Linked DNA regions of Homo sapiens: region 1 is linked to region 2. A link is a loop called in an ENCODE intact Hi-C map of the cell type or tissue named here. Cell type or tissue: A673. All regions are shown on one strand. Each heading gives the region's core, and the rest is flanking DNA. Links, peaks and the distances in the headings are about the cores only.

Region 1 (8,326 bases), core at 1,968-4,467, 130 kb before region 2:
TCTTGCTCTGTCACCAGGCTGAAGTGCAATGGCATGATCTCAGCTCACTTCAACCTCTGCCTCCCCAGTTCAAGCAATTCTCCCGCCTCAGCCTCCTGAGAAGCTGGGATTACAGGTGTGCACCACCACGCCTGGTTAATTTTTGAATTTTTAGTAGACACTGGGTTTCACCATGTTGGCCAGGCTGGTCTCGAACTCCTGGCCTCATGATCTGCCTGCCTTGGACTCCCAAAGTGTTGGGATTACAGGCGTGAGCCACCGTGCCTGGTCATAATATATGTATTTTTATATAAATAAAAATCCAAATAAAAGGTGATCTCCAATCTCTAATATAAGGTGATATCCCATTTTCTCCAAGAAGACTATCCAAAAAATGTTTTATAGGCAACTTAAATATCAAAGCTCTTTGGACTGTAGATGAATCAGTCAAATGTCTCCTTATGGAAATTAATTTATTTGTTTACTCACACACATTTAAAATTATGTATATGGAATATTGATTTCAAACCACTGCTTTTTTACTCTCACAGTTCTTGACACTATTTTATCCTAACTCCTCCAAGGGGCCTTTGATATCAGAGCCCTCCTCCTCCTCCAGCTGCTTTTTGAGTCTCACACAGAGTTGTCAGAGCAGAGCTGCTAGCAATGTCTCCTCCACCAAAATGATGAGATACAGAACTCTTGGCATCCACATCCAGCCAGTGCTGGAAATTTTATCCTAAGACCTAAGTTCACATTCCCAAATTTCTAACGTCAAATACATTTGCTCTCTTTGCTTATCCTGTAGATGATGGTCTGCAATCCTAGTGTCTTGCTTTCTAAATTGATTTTAGAAGGCTTTTTAACAACGACACCCCACTCTTGAAGTGCAGGCCCCTTCCCAAGCAATAGTGACTACATCTTCATTAAGTTTCTTTTCATCCTTTTTATACTTATTTCATTGGGTCATTTCCCTAAGAGCTCAATTAGCATTGATTAAGGTTAAGGGAAATTATGCCTCTCCTAAATACAAATTTATTTTATGAGTAATATAATTTTGAGAGCACTTACTATTACACACTATTATAAGAGGCTTTGTGAGGACTTCGCCTGAAGGCAACTTGCTCCTTTTGAGGGTAATTTTGGTAAAGTCTCAACTCACATTAGGAAAAATTCAGTGTTTTAGGAATTATCTTGGACTTTATTGTTTAAAACCTTTCTATTTTTATTAACTAAAAAATATGAAAATGAGAAATGAGAAAAATAAAAATATTCTCACTATAAAAACTGAGACATAAATAAAGTTCAACTTTCCCTTGACCACCTTTCTACTTCTTAAATATCCAGAGAGACAGCGAGTTGGACACAGATGTCAATGTCATCCTCCTAAACTGCAGAAGGAACTAAAAGGGATGCAAAAACTGAAACCTATACTTGGGCTGTAAATCAGACAACATGCATAATTTAAGTTAGCTAGCATTTCTTCCATATTTCATGCAGATAGGCTGGGCAAGGACCTCTGGGGAATGGGCAAGGACCTCTGGGGAACCCATCTATGCCCTGTCACTCAGCCGGCCAGGCCTTGGGGAGATGCATTTTAATTCCATCAATGCCACTGGGTAACAGGCGCCCACAGCAGTGCACACACTGGGTTCAATAGACACAGATGGCTCTGTTGGGAGGACAGGGCTGTGGACTTCTAATGAGGGCAGGTGTAGCCAGTGAACTGTGGAGACTGCTGGGGCTAACTCATGGCTGCCTCAGCAGAAGGGGTGGGAGTCAGGCTGGATGTTGTGACCATCCCTTGAACTCTGACACTGTCCCCTGGGTCTCTGAACAGGTGAAATAAAACCAGAGCAAATCTCAGCATTTCACTCCTTCCTTTTCTGGGCCTGAAGTATGTGGACAGCAATCTCTCAACTGTGAGCAAGGGGGCTAAATACAGACCTGTCTCTGCGAGGAAAAACAGAGACATCCCTAGACTCTAAGAAGACTAGCTTTGTTCATTCCAAAGAGTTAGTCAATGCTTTTCACCAAAATAGACATATAGCAAGGGATAGGGGAAAGAGTGTTTTTCTACTTCCCAAAGTTATGAAAATAGACCTGAGAGTCCCCAAAATGAAATGATTTGATATCAGTAAGGATCACATAAAGAACAGAAATAGGATTACTACATTCAAAACCCCTGCACCAGAAGAATGGCAGATTATGTGAAAAATTGGATTAGCGAAGGAAAAGGTAAACTTAAGAAAAATTTCCAGAACTCAGAGGAAACAATAAAGAAATAAAAATTGTAGAAGAAAAGAGAAATGGAAGATGGGCTGAGGATATCTAGTATTGCAATAATTCTTCCGGTATTTGGAAATGTAATACAATTCTAACCAAAAGTCCCAAGGGCTATTTTTTTGAAACTGGATTAAATTGCTCCAGAATTCTTCTGAAAGAATAAATGGGCAAGGAAAATTAAAAATATGGTTGTTAAAAGTAATTGTAATGAAGGAAAACTGGCAAATATAAAAACATTATACAGCCAAAATAATTGAAATAAAATTTAGGGTAAGAAAAGATAGATTTGATGAAACAAGACATAAACTGCAGAAACAGGCCCTTGTGTTTGGTACACCATAAAAGTAGCATTTCATATTAGAGAGGAAAGGATGAATTATTTAATAAACCAAATTATGAGAATTGCTTAACAATTTGAGGGTATTTTCAAACACCAAAATAAATCCTCATGGCTTAAAATGATCGCATGTGAAAACAAATAGATGAGGCACTTAGGAAAATGTTGATCTCAGAATAGACAAGACCTTTCTAGCAAAAAAGTGAAGGAAGAGACAGTGAGGTAAATTTTAAAAAAATAAACTTTTAAACTTTCTGTACATTAAAAATTAGAAATATTAAGTATCAGTGATATCTTAAATATTATAGGTTAAATATTTGTAACACATACATTATGCAAGAGCTAAAATGCATAAAAGTATTGCATCATAGACTATAGGAATAGGTAAACGGGTAAGATAAGGACAGGCGATTAACAAATGGAAGTGTAACATGTGCAAATATATGAGGGAAAACATCTACAAGAAAAATATTCCTTCTCAGAGGCTGGGGAATGACTGACTAATAGCTTCATCTGCTTCCAGTGAGTGTGTCTGAGAGTGTTAGAAAGATTTGCTCAAATACTGGCAGCTTAGGGAAGTATAATTCCTCCTTTCTATAGAGTCTACTTGAAAAAAAAATTACTTAAAAATATTTTCTAGCCCGTCGAGGGATAAACAGGAATTTAAAAATTTAAGAGTGAGGATATGAAAGTACTGGTGGTAAAAATAATTTAAATACAATGAGTAATATTAACTTACAATTATCATAAGAGCCACAAAACCTCTAAAATGGAATTTTCCTGCCTCAACACTATTGGCATTTTGGGCTGGACAATTCTTTGTTGTGGACTCTGTCCTGTGCATTGTAGAATGTTGAACAGCATTCCTGGTCTTTTCCCACTAGATGCCAGTAGCAAACACCCACCTTCCCACCAGTGACAATCATGACTGTCTCCCAACATTGCCAAGTGTCCCCTGGGGCCAAAATCACCCCATTTCTATGTGGTGAGAACCATTCCTTTTAAGCTGAGTCATAAAATGTAGACTGTGGAGGAGGGTGGCTGAAAGCAAAGCATAAAAACCCCACCTCTATCAATTAAAATTGAAAAGTAGTCAAGTACAGAGGAAGTAACAGTGTGCTAAAATTTAGTATCTTACTCAGGATTGATATAATAAATATTGTTTGATAGTTGACATTTTATAATTAGAGAAAATGGGTTAAAATATGTTTATATTTTATGACAACCATGAGAAGAATAAAAAGATGGATTAAGTTTTCAAAGCGTAAGAGGAAGGAAAAGAGCAATAAAAATATAATGCATAAAATAAAGGGCGGAAAAAGGAGCTAGTCTAGAAGTTATAAGAGCAAATGTATTTGTTTTGATAATACATAGAAAATATCTTAAAGTGCTTTACTAAAATAAAAATACTTTTAGCTTAAATCAAAATGCAAAATCCAATTGTATGTTATTTTAAAAAATTAGCTTAAAAATAACTGACATAGGAAGGCAAAAAATGAAGGAATGAGCAAAGGTGTATCAGGCTGATGTAATAATAAGACAGTAAAGGTGGCAGTGTTTATCCTGGAAGAAGTAGACTCAAAGGCAAAAACCATTACATGATATGATTTTATATTGATAAGGAAGGACATTCACGAAGAGGATAACCCTGATGACTCTGAACCAAATAATATCCTGTCAAAGTATATAAACCGCTCTTGCCATTGCCATGTAATGAGCAAGCTCCAGGGAGGGGCTAGTCCTGGAAAGAGACCCATGGCAACCCCCTGAGCCCCTCCTGCAGCCTGAAGTGCACAGTCCAGTCAACCTGAGCTAGTGCTGCTTCAGACGGTAGTGTTGAATCTGGATCCATTCATGATAAGTCCATTCCTAGTTCCCCAGATGATGCTCGAGGATGCATAGCTCTCTCTGCCCAGGCAACTCCACCATAGCACCTGACACTCACCAACACCACCTCAATGGAGTTACCAAACTACTCTCCCAAATCCCAGATCTTCTCACTTCCCTCTTCAAAGGAAATGCAAGCTTACTGCCATGGTTTACAAGACCCAACAGGATCTGGACTCCACGTCTCTGTCTGGCACTGTTCTGTATCGCTCTCTGCTTCCTTCTCCTCTTGCTACCTCGGACTCTTTGCTATTTCTCTAATGTAAACAGCTCCTTTTTTGACTTTGAACTTGGCTGTCCCCACTGCATACAATACCCTGTTTACTAACTTCTCTGCTTAAACGTCAGCTCTTTTAATTAATGAAGGTTATACGATTATAATTGTATTCTTATGTCATGGATACATTAATCTTTTTAAATGCCCTTAAAAATAAATATATAAAGGGGCCACTCTGAAGCTCATTTAAGCTTAGCTTACTCTCTAGATATGCTGCTCTCTGGTCTGCAAGGAAATATGATATTTAACAAAAATAAATATCTTTGAGTCCAACGAATGGAGGATCTTTAGACATACATTATCTTACTGTGAAGAGCTGTCGTAAGTGGGCTTGTGGCTTACCTTTACAGTAGCCGTGAATTCACCCAAACTTTTAGGGTTGAAGTGACTTCACCAAGAAAAATCCTTCTCACACTTTCTTCTGATAAAAAATTATGATAATTAATTTAAAAATATGCAGCATAAAATCTGCCAGAAATACAAGACTCATTTTTAAGGTGATTTGAGCTCACGTGCTCTCTTTCCTTCCCTATCAAAATTCTGCTGAAATAACTGAAGGGATGTTCATTTAGGATAAAATATGCAACAGAGCTGGAAAACCCAGAAGGCTGAGTTTGACAGGCCAGGTTGGAAGAATTTCTGGAAGACAGGAAACAGATGGCGTCCAGGTGAGCACAGGTGAAGTGCTGAGAGGGGCGCGAGTGGTTTGGCAGTGTCAGCAGTAGGGATGTCTACAAAAGGTCATCTTATTTAATGTTTATCTTTAAAAGTTGGTAATTCTTTATAATTTTAGATAAGAACAACTTATATTTCATGATTTATGTAGCTAATTAACTCAATTTATGTAGCTGATTAACTCTGTCTTGTTCTGGGATGTTGGGAGTTTTTGAGACGCTGAGCTGTGTAGCGGACCCTGTGTCCTGCTCAGAGGCCCTTGGCACTCACCATTGCCAAGCCACGTCTGTGGCCCAAGGGAGCCTGCTTTGCTTAGGCTGTCTTGCTGCTTTACACTGGCAGTCACATTTCTGCTCATTGGCCATCAGAGGCTGGAGCAGTAAAATCGGACAGACACCAGATTCTGGGGCTTTGAAACACATCAGAGTCCTGCACCCTCTGAGGTTATGGAACTATAACTTTGTGTACCCTTAGAAGCTGGCATGGCTTGAACCCCAGGTCTGTGCCACCCCTCACACAAGCACATTTGTGGATGCCCTGCTATCAGCTTGCTTGAGGAGGGGCTGGGTGCAGGCCACAGTGGTTATCAATATGGATACATTATCTTTATTTGTAAAAGTGAGAGGCCAGACACGGTGGCTCACACATGTAATCCCACCACTTTGAAAGACTGGGGCAGGAGGATCACTTGAGGCCAAGAGTTCCAGAACAGCCTGGGCAACATAGTAAGACCCCCGTCTCTACAAAAATAAAATTTAAAACATTAACTGGGCATGGTGGCACACACCTGTAGTCCCAGCAACTTGGAAGGCTGAGGCAGGAGGGTGGCTTGAGCCCAGGAGTTGGGCTGCAGTGAGCCACTGCACTCCAGCCTCAGTAACAGAGCAAGACTCTGTCTCTAAAATAAATAATAAATAAATAAATAAATATATATAATATAAATAAATAAATATATATAAAAATAAATATACAATAAATAAATAATAAATAAATAAGTAAATAAAAATGAGGCAGATAGAAAAATTAGGGACAAATCTGTAGAAGTAGCAACTTGAAATAGGAGACCCAGCTGAGCGTAAAGAACAAATGCTGGTATTGCACGGTGGTAGAGTGTTCCTGGCTCTGAATCAGACTGTCTGGGTTGGCTTCCAGGCTCTGCCCAGTCTCCTTGCTTGGGAAGTGGTAATAATGGCATTTAAAACAATATCTGGCATGCATTAAACTCTTGAGAGAGGTGTGTGTGTGTGTGTGTGTGTGTGTGTGTGTTAACTGCGTATAAATGCAGACCTCACTGAAACAACTGAAAATGCAGGGAAGATTATTACAATTTTGAATGTCAGTGAAATGTGAGGGATGCTTCTATCACTATGATATGAACAATTTGCTATGAGAAAAACAAGAGATAGGAAAAAGAGAGCTCTCCAAGCAATTAAAAACTATTAAAATTCCAGATTTAATTTAGCAATAAAATGGACATTGCTAAACACCAAACTAATAAATAAGAAAATGAATTCAAGGAATTATCCCAGAGCAAAGAGAAAGAAGTAAAGGAAGGGAGGGTAAGAAGTGTTGAGAGACCTAGAGTGTCTTATACCTATGTAATAAGAGTTTGAGAAGAAGAGAACAGAGGAGATGGAGGAAAACAGGCAAACATATTTTTGATTTGCAGAAAAGTTTTAGTGTTCAGATTGTTAACTCTCACTGAATGACAGACAAGATTACTGAAAATAAATCACATCTAGTGAAATTTCTGAATTTATAGGATAAAGGAAAAGTCCTATAAACTTTTAGACAAGGGGGAAAAACATTATAAAGGAAGGAGGATCAAATGGAGCTTCCCAGGTACTAGACTTTCCAGTGGAAATACCAAATGCTAAGAGAACATGTGATATATTTTACAGAGCTCAGAGGAAAATGGATTGTGGCTTCTGAATTCAGTATGAAACTGTCTAACCTTCATGTGTGAGGGCAGGAGAAATAAAGTAAAGTTGGTTATTCCAGCAGAAGACTAGAAAGGGAAAAAGGAAAACACTGGAGAAGCATAAAATACGCAGGCCTTAAAATGAGGACTGCAGGCCGGGCGCGGCGGCTCACGCCTGTAATCCCAGCACTTTGGGAGGCCGAGGCGGGTGGATCACGAGGTCAGGAGATCGAGACCATCCTGGCTAACACGGTGAAACCCCGTCTCTACTAAAAATACAAAAAAAATTAGCCGGGCGCGGTGGCGGGCGCCTGTAGTCCCAGCTACTCGGGAGGCTGAGGCAGGAGAATGGCGTGAACCCGGGAGGCGGAGCTTGCAGTGAGCCGAGATCGCGCCACTGCAATCCGGCCTGGGCTAAACAGCGGGACTCCGTCTCAAAAAAAAAAAAAAAAAAAAAAAAGAAAATACTTTATACAAGTTTACAACAACAAATTTCATAATTGAGGTGAATAAGTACGTTCAAGGAACATGTAAATTACCAAAAATGACTAACGAAATGGTAGAAACCTAAATAGACAGTAAGCTTAAAAGAAATTGAAACCCCAAAGATACACTTTCAAAAAGGGACTGGACCAGCCCATTTTAAAAATGAGTTACATTGACCATCAAGAGGCATGTTTTCTTTGCCATTTAAACTGTAAAGAAGCACAGAAAAACACGAAGGTTCCAGTTCATTTGTTGGGCTGAACAATTCCTGAGAAGAAGGCTGCCAGAAGAGGAAACTATAGACAAATATATCTTAGGAATATAGATTTTTAAAATTCTAAATAAAATATTGACAAATCGAATCCAAAGAATAATAAAACATAATCTCATGACAAAGTAAAATCTAATCTAGTCATTTCAAAATGATTTTATATTAAGAAATCTATTCATATAATACACTTTATTAAATTAATTCGTT
Region 2 (8,326 bases), core at 3,692-6,191:
ATAAGGATACATGTGATTGCATAGGGCCAACCTGGGTAATATAGAGTAATTGCCTCACCTCAAGAACCTTAATTTAATCACAACTGCAAAATCTTTGTCATATCCAGTAACATTCATAGGATCCAGGGATCGGGACTATTATCTTTGGGGGATCATTTTTCAGCCTATCACGTCAAGGTTATACATGGCAGCATTGTTTGTCATAATTCAAGACTGGAAATGACCCAAATACCCATCAATGGAGAGCTGATTAAATAAATTATGGCATACCCATAAAATGGGATATTATGTCATTTCTGATACATAAAGGTTGACAAGATGTTGCTTTAAATGAAAAAATGCAAAGTACTAAACATGTGTGAAGTATGCTACCACTGGTAAAAAATACAGACTCCCCCATATCCACATACTTACTTATATTATGCATATGCTTGAGGATGTTTTGAATATTTCTGAAAAGATGCACAAGAAGTTAGTGACAGTATTTGCCTATTGAGAGGGGGCTTGGGGAACTGGATGGTTGGGGATGGGGTAGAAGGCAGGGCTTATTTTTCATACTATTCCCTTTATAAACTTTTAAATTTAAAACCATGTGGATTTGTTTCTTATTTAAAAACAAAGGGTTTGAAGATCTGAATAAAAAAATCAGTGCGTGTTCAAGAAAAAATACTTCTGCTGCTAGTACTGACTGGCCCTTGTTGTCCACCACATGGTCTACGTCTCCCCTGCTGTGTTGTCCTTCACACAGGGCTCCCTGCCCAGCTCAGTTTCTCTGTACCTGCTCAGATCTTGCCACTGGTAGCTGTACACTGCAGGCGGCAGCCTTCTTGTAGACCAGTTACTTTCTTTACTGTCCACTTGACTGATAGGAAATCTGCTTCTTGCTGACACAGCAACCAGTGGGAGGGAGACTGCCCTTCTGTCCTCTCATCTCTCTCCAATTCTGTTCTTTCCCAGCTCTAGTAAGTAAGTGACAGATCTGCTGCACGACCAGACTGCAACTCAGGCATGCGATGCCATCTCCCTGAATCTTGAGAGAAGCTCACACCGCTGCCTTGCCTTGGGGCAGGAGGAACAGAGCCCCCTTGCAATGGGAAGGGATCCCCCTCACTGCCCGCACTGTCCTCTCCACAAGGCTGCAGCTCTAAGAGCTATGGACTAACATCCCTTCTTCAGGCATGGAGGTGGATGTAAGGAACTGCTTGTCTGGAATATTCTTTTATAGATCACTGTACTTCATGGCAAATCCTTAGTAGTACAGCTATCACGTACCTCACACCTTCTAGCTGGAACACAGTTGGAAACTTGTAATGAGCATACAAAAGGCATTTTGAATATCCACAGTAGATATGAGAATGTTTATTATCTAAATCTCCTGCCTTTAATTTACAAGAGAACACAGAGTTCCTAATTCTGAGTCTTTTATCCCTCACTTTACTCATGTTTGTAACAGTCCCTATGACCTAATTTCCACCCTTAGCAGATTAGAAGCAGCCAGTTGTAAGTGGAAAGAGGCAAATCTAGTAACTGCATAAAGACAATGAAAGCAGCAAGAAAGTTACAACTCCCAACAAAAGGAAAGGCATAGAAACCATTTTAAAAAGAACAATAGTAACAACAAACCCAGTGAAGGAGCAAATTCTTTATTTCCCTTGAGGTCATCATTTTAATTTAGCAAGGTACAATTTTTTGCACATTGACTCTCAGTTTTCAAATATTTAATGTGTCATGTTTTAGAAGGCAGAGAAGTGTATGAGACATTTTTGAGATGTCTTTATCCTCATGTGTTTAGACTTCTTTTAATGAAAAATTGATATAAACATCATTTATCTATAGCAGCCTGTTTCATCTGTGATACCAGATACTCATCTCTGCAGTTAGGCATTTGACATATTGATACTGGGAACAGCAATACACTATTCAAATATGCATCTTGGTGGTCTCGTAACATAGAAATGGAACCAACTACTATGCTTGAAAACAAAATTTCCACTATGCACTATATACATGTAACCAAATTTCTCATTTACTCCATAAATATTACAAATTAAAAAAAAGAAAAAGGAGTTTTTACATTGGACCCCTTCAAGTCTGCTTCTAGATTCAGTGTTAACACTGACATGCACTTATTGTACATAATTCTCCCAGTTCACTTTTTTGTACTACCAAACATGTGTTTGTTCCATGACCCCATGTCACTTCCCGCCTTGCATAAGTCCACAGGATTTCATGGCAGGGTCCAGGTCTATGTAATTTTTTTGTTGAGATTAATATACCTTGAGTAAATGCTCATTTTATGTATGAATGAATGATTGTTGACTGAATTAAATATTCAAGTTTGCATGGCTTCTAACAAACAGCGTTTTAAGGGATTTTGTTAAACATGCCCATAGACACAGGTAATTGACTAGGGATGGAGACAGACGCAAGGAAGGACCAGGCTTGGTCTTCCCATAATTGGATTAGAAAACACAGAGGGAAATTTGACTGATGCCAGGTTTCAGACCTGAAGAGTTGTGTACAGTTGGCCAGGTGGTCACACTCGGCTATGTTCAAAACAATTAAGCAGAAGTGTTCTAGAATGACCAGTTGTGAGGGCTACAACATTTAGGAGGATATGCTTGGAACCTGTAGATCTGAAAGCATAACAAGTATAGTTTCATGAACATTTCAGCTGCCTAAGCATCTCTCTTTCACAAACTTCTGATTCATTATACAAATCTAAGGTCAAGATAACCAGTTGGGGGCCATCAACTATTGAGAAAGAAGGCAATAAGACATTAATTTTACAACAATATCTTGAAACTTGGGCCAGAATTCTCCTGCTTGAAAAGTCATGGTTTTGTGGGAGAACCCCAGCAAGAATCAAATGCAGATATTTAGACCCAGGGGTGAAGGACCACAGGACCAGATATTCCTCCATAGCTCTCTGGTGCTGGGTTTTATAATATTTTAATGAAGCAAGGATCGAGTCTGCTAAAAGTTAAAACACTTCTGTGTCTCACTTCTTCTCATTAGGGACTGTGGTCTCTTCAGCAGGTTTGGGTGGGCTGTGGAAAAGGAGGCTTTTCACAGTGGGGCCCTTTCCACTTGGACACAAAAAGGCTGTTTCTTGCAGTTGGGAGTGTTCTTCTAACCAGAGGAGGCTGGTGTGCTGTGTAGCTGTGAGTCAGGAAGGCTCAACCAGAGAACAAGTTGGAGACAGACACTGTGGCCCTGGGAGATGTTTCTGGCTCATGGCTCCCATCCTCCATGTTCCTTGCCTTGGTCCCCATGGGGCCCAGGTGGGTTTCTTGTCCCTGAACATTTTCACTTATTTTTTATTTAAGCTACTTTAAGTGAGTTTCTCTTTCTTGCAATCTAAAGAGACCTTACTGGAACATGGGTTAATTTGTTGCCATTTCTTTTTCAAATAAAAAGTATGGACATAACATAATCTGAAATCAATGCTTATAACATCTAGGAGGGATCAATAATGTTGTTGTGCAAATGCAAAATTGTGATTGTAATGATGCAAATTGCCAAATAGTAATAGGAGAGTGTGACGAAACCAGTTTAGACTCAGGCTCACCTGTATTTTAATCTAGACTTCATTATTTATTTGCTGTGTGGCTTTGGGCAAATAACTTAAGCTTTCTGAAACTATTTTTTAATCTGTATATGGAGGAAACAGCACTTATTATACTGTTTTGCTGAGAAAATTAGAGATAATATATGTACAGTACTGAGCAATGAACCTGGCACTTAGATGTTTGATAAAGAGTGACTGATCACATGACTGTGAGTACACAGGCAAGGAATTAGTTGATCAATCATGACTGTCATGGCAAATGTAAGAGTGAAATGAAAAACCTGTTTTATGAATAGAATAACCAGATATTGGCAAATGTAGGCTTGTCAATGAGCAGGTATATAAGAAAGATTGAAGTGTCTGTGGAGATGTAAGCAGATTCTGACTGAATGAGGAAACCGCCCAACAAAAGGTAAGAATTCCAAGAAATTAACCTACAAAATGTACTTTGGGTCACATGGAAAACCTGTGAATAAACTCAACTCATGTGGCATGTCATGACAGCTGACAGAGAGCAGTAAAAGACCGAAATTCCCACCTGCTGGACAAAGGAAAGATACTAACCATGGTTACTACAGTAACTATGGAAATTATGAAGATTTGCAGAACCGATGGGCTAACCTCCAGATGCACTTCAGGGATTAACAGATCACCTGAAAAATCAGAATCCCGTGTCTTTGGATTATTTCATCTAAACTTCTATGCCCATGTGATCTGCAGTCACAAAATATACTGTTTCTCTTGAAAAAGTTGAAGTGCTTTCCTCTATACTTCAAAGTGCATAATAGTCACCTGGGGATGCCAATCCTGTTCCAATGCAGATCCTGAGGCAGCAGATCTGGAGTGGGGCCTGCGATGTTGCATGTCTAACAGACTCCAGGTGATGCTGATGCCCATGGTCCAAAGACCACAACTTTAAGTAGCGAGGCTCTATGAGTCAGAAGAAATTCACTGGTGAAAATAATTTTAAGCATTATTCTAGTTTCTCTACTTCAGTAGGGCAGTGTTTACATAAAGGAGTTGAGAATGGAATAGATCTCTGAACAATGTATTCCTCAAGCCTACTTGCAAAATCTTGGGCATTGGAGAAGAGCTTTGAGCTCGAAACCTGCAGGCATTAGCCTCAGTATTTCATTTGCTGTCGAACTGACAGGCCATTGCTTGCTGTCTGCTTCTCCATACCTGGGCACTTGTGACAACTTTGCCCTACTTTTTAATATCGGTGTCATAGGTAGAAAGTGGATCGATAGGATATGGGGGCAATGACAGGAAGCGGCCTATGAAATCATGTCACAGTAGGATCTGTAATCCTTTCAACTGTGACAGTTCATTGTCACTTAGCAGAAATCGTTGGTTATGAATATTTAACAAATTTGCAATTAGCTCATCTACCAACATGATTACTGAGATGGAATAAACCATTGAATAAAGCTGCTAGGATTATGTACATAATGCCTTTCTGATTATACACGCTTACACATCTGTTTTTGCTTTTCCTTCTCCTCTGACACTCTTTTTATTAATTTTTATAAAACCACATGCCACACCTCACTGCCTTCTGTAGTCTCATACTGTGCTAAGTAAATAAAGGCATTTTTATCTGAAAAATAATTCTACCCAGAATCTTCTGGGTAGAAAATTTAGTCTTAAGCTTCTGCGGTGACACCATCTAATGCATGGTATCCAGCAGCAAGAATGCCTGGAATCTTTTGCTAATTTATCACCAAAGCCATCTGTGGTCCAATTACCAAATTGCCCCAATTTTTTTCTGGTCCAAAAAGGCATTACATATTATCCGCTTGACTCATTCTACTTGGGTTGTAATGCAGATTAATTAAAAAATCCACAGAGGAGGGGATAGATCACTTGATTTAAGGTCAGGAAAGCTTGCAGCTCACTGGCCATGTGATCTTGTGTCTAATCGCTTCACCTTTCTGGGCTCCAGATTCTTCTCTGTAAAGATAATCGTTAGTCATTACTTCCTGGTATTTAATTTTTAAGATTATAGGTCGTTTTCCTTGTGCTGTTGGAATTAGCATCTTGCTACTTCTTCAGAGCAATAAAAGGAAAAAAAAAAAAGAAAAGTAGAGGAGATATTATGTAATAGTAAGTGGTAGAATGGGGAAGAGAATCGTCTTGCTGACTCCTATTCCATGGAAGCTTTTTCCTCTCTTGCTGAAAACAACTTGTAGCAGTAACATGAAACTACTTGTGCTTGATCCAGAAAACAAAAAGAAAATGTTGCACCACTCAAAACAGACACTATCTATATGCTTTCACTAATAATCAGTACTGCTGTTAAAAGGTTTTCATTTTTCCTAAGTGCATTTCAAACTGTCATCAAGGTGGGGCATGCAGGTCATATTATCTTTGAGCTCTTTGCTGAATTGCGCTGTCTGCTTTGTTGATAGATCCATACTCTGTTTTTCTTCATGTTTTTAGGAAATGATCTTGATTATTTCTCCCATGCAGCTTGGATTTCTAAAAAGCTACTGTTTTCGAAATGCAAAAGGCAATGAGGAATATTGTAAGAGTTACCAGAAGTTGCCATTAATAATAGTTTTGCTACGTTACTTTGTATAGGAGTGTAGGGCTTTTATGTTTGCAAAATGCTTTCACATGCATTAGTTAACATATTTGGCTGATATTCCCAGACACACTACTTTTTAGGATGGGCTTTTTCCAGTCCTTCTGCTGATGGAATCTGGGTCTTAGCATTTGGAATCATCCCAGCACTGATTAGACTTTAAGGGCCAAATTTATGAGTCAGCAACCTGCTTGTTTCTTCATTTTTTTTCTATTGACTTATCGTGAGTCCTAACAGAATATTTAAGCATTTACTCATATTTATTTACTTATCCAGTTTGTCTTTTGTCCAATAGTCATAAGGCGCCACTGTCTATAATTTGCTAGATTATGGATAAACAAATATACATGACAACATTCCTACTCTCAGGGAGCTCAGTGTAAAGGCAAAAATGGACAGGAAAATCCAGGCCCAAGATACACTGGGATAAGAGCCTTGTTGGAGGGAGACATGGATAAAGGCCAACCAGCCAGCACAGCCTGAGGGCAGTCAGCAAATGCTCCCAATGGGTCAGTCATTAGGGCTGAATGTCGTTAGCCAGGACAATGGGTGGTGGATGAGAAGAAGACACCCTTCTTTCAAAGAGAAGAACCAAAAAACAGAGATTTGGAGGCCCCAAGCACTATAACCTATAAGCAACTGCAACACAGCAATGCATTTGATAATTTACTAATGTAGTTACCTGTTTGCTTAACTCTTTATTGTAGAAATTAATGAATGTACACTCAAGTAAAGGGGGATAGTAAAAGAAGGTCTTGCAGGCCCATAACCCAGCTTTTGTGATTTTGTATTAGGAAAAAGAAAACTCAGATCTGCTGTCAGCTTTATGGCTTCAGGAGACCACATGATGGGACAGAAGAGAGGACTCAGAAACAGGTCCATGCAGACATGGGAACAACAAATGGCAGACCTGGCATTGCAAATCTATGGAGGAAGGATGAAATATTCAATAGTGATGAGATCATTACTTAACTATATGAAAAAAATAAATTTGGATCCCTCCTTCACAATCTGTGTTGTAAATATAAATTCCAGGTTGGATTAAAGACCTGAACATAAACAGCAAATCATTAAGTTTTTTTGAAGAAACTATAGAAGAATATCTTTATGAACTTTGAGTAGGGAAGAATTTCTCACAGTTAAAAATCACAAAACTTAAAGTAATAAATTTAAATTTACTAGAACCCTATGTTTCTTGTAGGCCAAAATGAGAAATTAAAAAGACAAGCCACAGTCTGGAAAAAAATCATATATATATATGTATATATATATACACACACACATAAATATATATATAATCAGTGTATATGATCAGGATTCATTTCCAGAAAATATAAAGAACTCTAACAAAGATGAACACTCCAATAGAAAAATTGGCTAGTTACATTATGAATTTTTAGAAGAGGAAACATGAATAGTCAATGAACATACAAAAATGCATTCAACCTTAAGGGTAATTAGGAAATTCATATTAAAGTCATAATGCTCTAAGGTGGGTTAAATAGAAGGATTCACCAGTATTTTGAATGTTTTACATCTTAAACTGGATGGTCTGTGCACAGTGTTTCTTATATTATTCTGTATGCCTTATATATCTGAAGCTTCACAGAGATATCTTCATGTATGTATGTATATATATTATATATGTACATATATGTATATATAATACATATATACATATATAAACATGCATTGTGTATATATGTAAGTATACTATACAAGTTGTGTTTTATTAAATAAATTCGTATAAACTCTTTGCAGGGTTTAATTATCTACACAAGTACCTTACTTAAGAATTGCATTGTATGGGAATGATGCAATTGAATTTCATTCTTCACCAGATATCAACATTGGCATAATTAACTAGGTGGCCTGGGTTAGTAGAAAGGCCAACACATGGAGTGTGCTCTGTGGTAACTGGATGGGTGATTCTGGCTTTTCACTAAACCTCTCTAGACCTCAGTTCCCTCACTTGTAAATGGAGGGAATCCTACAAAAGACCAACCAGTACTGCCTCACACTTTACGATTCTATGTTATGCCAGCATTTCTCAAAGTGTGTTGGAAAAAATCCATGAGATTCTAATTGGGATTCCTTGAGAACAGAGCTCTGCTATCAAACAAGTTGGGAATCATTTATCATTGTAACGTACTGTCCTCTTGAGAGTG

What was found. A loop is a pair of places that touch in the nucleus more often than their neighbours do. Peaks named below come from ENCODE experiments on the same cell type or tissue, not always from the same donor. Only the 100,000 strongest peaks of a DNase experiment are listed, where the experiment ranks them.
Region 1: it touches region 2 in a loop (2.8-fold over the local background); 1 of 110 quality-filtered maps calls a loop at or near these places.

The regions. Positions count from the first base shown.
Region 1 is chr20:17,293,595-17,301,920 of GRCh38, reverse strand. The region is part of intron 2 of PCSK2 (proprotein convertase subtilisin/kexin type 2); the gene reads right to left. The region is part of intron 2 of LOC105372546 (a long non-coding RNA gene); the gene reads left to right. Among named protein-coding and RNA genes, the nearest start is that of PCSK2, 71 kb to the right of the region's middle. In A673, for the core only: CTCF peaks have their summits at 3,283 and 3,487 (motif pointing right); a DNase peak (open chromatin) is centred at 3,560; H3K27ac peaks cover 2,191 bases.
Region 2 is chr20:17,170,054-17,178,379 of GRCh38, reverse strand. LOC105372544 (a long non-coding RNA gene) reads right to left here. Exons shown (of 4, transcript XR_937289.1): 3 at 4,364-4,501. Among named protein-coding and RNA genes, the nearest start is that of PCSK2, 53 kb to the left of the region's middle. In A673, for the core only: no CTCF peak of the experiment used is centred there; DNase peaks (open chromatin) are centred at 5,069 and 5,159; H3K4me3 peaks cover 763 bases; H3K27ac peaks cover 2,499 bases.